Linked DNA regions of Mus musculus: region 1 is linked to region 2. The links are chromatin loops, found by intact Hi-C in ENCODE. Cell type or tissue: heart. All regions are shown on one strand.

Region 1 (2,500 bases), 140 kb before region 2:
TGTTAGAATCAGTAAGGATGGGGCTGGAAAGATGGCTGAGCGTCCTTATTTGTCCTTGTATGTCTCCTTCATTTCCTACAGTGTAACATCCTCCAACACAGTGCCTATACTTAGCAACAGCGTCTTTTTTAAATTTATTAATTTATTTATTTTTACTTATTCACTTTACATCCCACTCACTGCCTGCCTCCCAGTTGTCCCCTCCCACAATCCTTCACCCATTCCCCCTCCCCTTCTCCTCTGAGTTGGTTTCCCACCCCCAACCACCCTGTCTCTCCCCACCCTGGCACTTCAAGACTCTTCCAGACTAGGCACTTCCTCTCCCACTGAGGCCAGACGAGGCGGACCAGCTAGTAGAACAACATATCCCAACGAAGGCAACAACTTTAAGGATAGCCCCTGCTCCAGTTGTTCGGGAGCCACATGAAGACCAAGCTGCACATCTGCAACATATGAACAGCGGTGGGGCTATCTCTAGCAGTAGAATGCTCTTTGGTTAGTGGTTCAGTCTTTGAGAGCCGCAAGGGTCCAGGTTAGTTCACTCAGTTGGTCTTCCTGTGGAGTTCCTATTCCCTTTGGGGTCCCACAGTCCTTCTTCCTATTCTTTCACAAGAGTCCCCAAGCTCCAGCCACTAGCAACAGTGTTTTGTATACAGAAATTTTATTCAGGGAGTAGATCCTATGGTAAATGCTTTTGTTACAACAACAACATTAATAATAATAATAATAATAATAATAATAATAATGGAAACCTTTGAAAGACATGAATAAGCCATGTTTAGAACATAAATTTTAGTGGTGTTTCATTATGTATAGCTTTTTTTATGTCAATCCTAGTGCAATAAAATGGGCCAAAAGTATACTTTTCTAACATTGTTTAAAGTCTAAATAAAAATTACACATTTTTTCTTTACTATATCTTTGTGGAAACTGATATCATAAGGACTTATTTAAGATAGGGGAGAGATTACTCAAAATAGAAAGATAATTTATTAGTAATCTGAGAAAGATTTATGTATTTCTATTTATGTGCACGACTGTTTTGCCAACATGTCTGTCTGTGCATCATGTTCATGCAGTACTCTCTGTGGCCAGTAGAGGGTGACATATCCCTGGAACTGGAGTTCTAGATAGCTGTAAGCTGGGGAACCTGCATCTTCTAGAAAAACAGCAAGCCCCCAGCCTCTTTATTTGTAATCTTAGTATCCTCTATCATAGATCAGATACTTCCTACTAGTAGCAATTCTTACAAGGAAGATATGTTCAGACTGGACTGAAAAATAAAGTAGCTAAAATATACAGAGCAACCATGCTGATTTATTTATGATGATGACCTACTTTTAAGTTTCTTAAATATCAACAAAGTACTGCCTTTTAAATACATTGTCTATTAATAGTAGTACCATGATCAAATTTTGTAAATGTTTCATCTTTGAAGCAAAAATTTAGAAACTCTCACAAAAAAAATCCCTCAAAACTTTACAACTAGGATGTCATGTAGTATGGTATTACTATAAATAGATATAGCTATTCAAGTGATTTCAAAAGATATCTGACATCAACCTATGGCCTTCACAATATGTACATACATGGGCATGTAACACACACACACACACGTTTTCTAGGGCAGCCAAACACATCTACAAGTAAGCCAAACATGGAGAAGGGAGGACGATTAATAGACTTTGCACTTTGAAGAACAGCAAAGAGCAGGTATCTATCTCTTCTATTTGATGTAGAAACAAACAAAAAAATTGAAAAGAATGAAGCCTTATCCTTCCAAATCAGTTTTTGCACACTTACTTATTCTGGTATTGGTTATTCCCCGATGGAATTTGAAATGCTTATTCATATTTTATCTCCCTAGCACTTCTGCCATATTTTAAAGATGATTAAGAAGCACATATTTTACTCACCTAAAAGAGGAAGTAAGACTGGGTAGTTGTAAGGCATCACAAAGAGGTTTACACAAGTTAAAGTAGTACTCGCTTTCAAATAACCAAATGGATATCCAAGCTCATTATATTTTGAACTGCTGGTAACAAACACCTAAGACGAACGTGAAGAAATGTACAGTTATGACAATAATCATTTTCACATAAAGTCAAACACAGATCAACCCCCCACAGCAACACCTGTGGCACAGCAATTCAAAAATAGACTAGGTATTTTTGCATAGGATTATGTAAAAATAACGTGCTTATGTATGAATATTCAAAGTATAGATACTCCATAATTATCTTACAAGTGAAACTAGGTGATACGGTAACCACTCAGAGATCCCAGGATACATCAGTAAGACCGAAAATTTTGCTTGGTTAGTATAATGATGCTGAAATAGTATTCCAAAGAGAAAGGCCACTTATGTGATTATATAATCCATCCTCACACATACTCCCATCGTCTTGAATTTTCATTCAATAAATAAGTAGAGAGTAACCTATTAGTAGACAGAAACTATTATAAAACTTCCGAGGCAGCTAGGAGATGCTTTCTTTCA
Region 2 (2,500 bases):
TGCCCCCTCCCCCATCTACTGAGACAACTATTTTTTTTTTTTTTTTTGGTTTTTCGAGACAGGGTTTCTCTGTGTAGCCCTGGCTGTCCTGGAACTCACTTTGTAGACCAGGCTGGCCTTGAACTTAGAAATCCGCCTGCCTCTGCCTATACTTTTTTTTTTTTTTTTTTTTTTTTTGGTTGAGACAACTCTTATACCTGTCCTCTTTAAGGTTTTTGAAGAGGATTCAAGGAAAAGAGTCCGGAACCTCTTCCCACTCTGTCAACTGGACTGAAACTGACTTCATATCAACCATCACTGTAACAGTAACCTGTCCTTCTGTGCCAAATGTATTTAGGCATAATTTGCTGTGCAGTCCTCACACCCAAATGCCTCTGTTTACAACAAGCACATAACGATAGCATCAACGTCATAAAAAATAATCCTTCGAGGATCAAATGGCACAGAAAGTGAATAGCAGCCCGCCTGGCACAAGGCGAGAACTCAAGTGAAGTTTATTGCTGGTCAAGACTCCTTCCTAGGAAGCTTCTAGTTTCCTGAGCCCAGGCATGGAACCGTTGCTGGAGGATATCCAAGGATCTGCAGTCTGTTGGCTGGGGACCCAGTACTTAAGCTGCTCCAGTCGCACAGCTGGCTAGGGAAGCCTCTCCTGGCTGACCCAAAACCTTCCACCACGTCTACCAGGGAAGTGTTTCTCTAGGTTTCTTTCCTGGGCCCTACATAGTAAAAACTTCACTTCATTAAGGAACAGTGCCCCCCCCCCCCGCCCCCAAGCTTGCCTCTGAATCCACCCTCACAGGGCCTACCCGTAAGGCACCGTTAATCAAAGAGGGCACTTGGGGAAACAGCAGGCGTGACATGTCCCTGAAAAGCCTAAAAGCTGGTTTAAAACCCCATGCCAGTGTTAGGGACGTGGTGTCCAAGAGCTCTTGGATGACAATGTCCGACCACCCAGATGGGCACTCCCTGCCATCGTGGACTCCCAGCAAGGCCTGGCCAGGTCGCAGGGAGCGGCGGCGGGGTCCCTGAACGAATAGGAGCCCGCCGCTCCTCTTTGCTCCTGGGGCCTGGCTCCCAGGGCACATATGAAATTTGCCAGTTTGTGTGGCCCCAGCCTTGCAAAAAAGAGCCCCGTTACCCGCGCCCGCGCCCCAGGGACAGCCACGCCCTCTGTCCGCTCCGGGACTCACCGCCTCTGCGCCCACGGCTCTCCCAAGCTCACCGGCAACTGCCCAGGGCGCAGGCGCACAGCCGCGTTGAGTACTACAGCTCCCGGCAGGCTCCACGCCGCCCGCCGCTTTTAGAGCCCACTAGGATGCTGACGTGGGGGATGGCTGGGACTCTTCTAGTCTTCCACCTAGTTTCAAGCTGCATTGGAAGAGCTCCTATTTCCGGTCTTATAGCTTTATGGTCCTAGGGGATTGGGTGGGACGAGCCCCGAGTAGTGAGTCAAGTAAGAGCTACTTCCCAACAGCTTTAGATTAATTGATGCAGGTGGGGGAAAAACTTTGTTTAAAACAGCCCCTACCCACTCAGTGATTCCCTCGGGGAGGAGGTGGTTCTTGAGAAGGCATTTTTTAAAACTCAGATTTCAGGGTCCCTAACGACACCCTGGAGAGCAAAAGAGCTTAGAGCCATTTTAATAATAAAAAAAAAAAATTTGGGGGGGGGGATTCTGACTGATCTGTGTTGTCTGTGTGCCACAGTGACCTTGAATATACATCTTAGTTTTTTTTTTCCTCTTGTAAGCTTAGAGCTTCCATCTAGGGAACCCTCCTATTCCTCTCCACCTTCAACAGCCCCCAGTGGTCTCTGAAGTTTGAAGATTAGCCTTCTGGCATTATTTCAAGTCTTCCAATTGGTTCCCTGCTTTTCCTGCCCTTGAAAGCAAACTTTCCCTTCTCCTTTGTCAGTGAGTTGTAGTGAGACTTGGTCCAAGGGCCACTAAATACAATAGTGCTGATTGGGAAAAAATGCTCATTTTTGGTCCGAGGCTGGGGCTATTGGTCTGTGTGTGCCAGAATTTTAGCCCTAGGACTTTGTTTCTGCCTGAGAACCTGTATCTAGACCTGAGTGTGTCCAAGATAGCAAGGAAAAAAGCTGCTTGTTCTTGTTCCTCCTTGATGATCCGGTGGAAGCAAGACAGACATGGGAGGAGCGGTGTTGTTGGCAGGCACTGAAGACAGCTTCATCCAAGCCAAAGTTGTTCTCATTAGCTGAGGCCTGGAGCCCCTGACTCTCAAGTCCTGCAAAGCCACTGTTACTCTTACCAGGGCCCTAGTCATCTTTGAAGGAAGAGTAGCTCATCTCAACCAAGGTGTTATGGGAGCCTGATGATTCTTTGGGTCTGAGAGTCAAATGAAATTGCACAAAGGCAGGACCTATCCCCAGGGAACCCATCTCCATCCTAGAGGCTGCCCACCTATGCTTTTGAGAATTCGAAGGAACTACAATAATAATAATTTTTTAAAAAGTGTGATTTGTTTAGAGAGATCTTGGA

Evidence for each region. A loop is a pair of places that touch in the nucleus more often than their neighbours do. Peaks named below come from ENCODE experiments on the same cell type or tissue, not always from the same donor. Only the 100,000 strongest peaks of a DNase experiment are listed, where the experiment ranks them.
Region 1: a loop joins it to region 2, with 2.8 times the contacts of the local background. A loop is called at or near these places in 2 of 42 quality-filtered maps.

The regions. Positions count from the first base shown.
Region 1 is chrX:56,488,555-56,491,054 of GRCm38, reverse strand. Ints6l (integrator complex subunit 6 like) reads right to left here. Exons shown (of 17, transcript NM_172779.4): 9 at 1,917-2,049. Among named protein-coding and RNA genes, the nearest start is that of Ints6l, 35 kb to the right of the region's middle. In heart, a CTCF peak has its summit at 1,095 (motif pointing right); no DNase peak of the experiment used is centred here.
Region 2 is chrX:56,345,130-56,347,629 of GRCm38, reverse strand. It overlaps Zfp449 (zinc finger protein 449), which reads right to left and starts at 1,233. Exons shown (of 5, transcript NM_030139.5): 1 at 1,191-1,233. It overlaps Gm38625 (a long non-coding RNA gene), which reads left to right and starts at 1,234. Exons shown (of 3, transcript XR_878111.3): 1 at 1,234-1,453; 2 at 2,489-2,500. In heart, no CTCF peak of the experiment used is centred here; DNase peaks (open chromatin) are centred at 579 and 1,239; H3K4me3 peaks cover 1,451 bases; H3K27ac peaks cover 1,369 bases.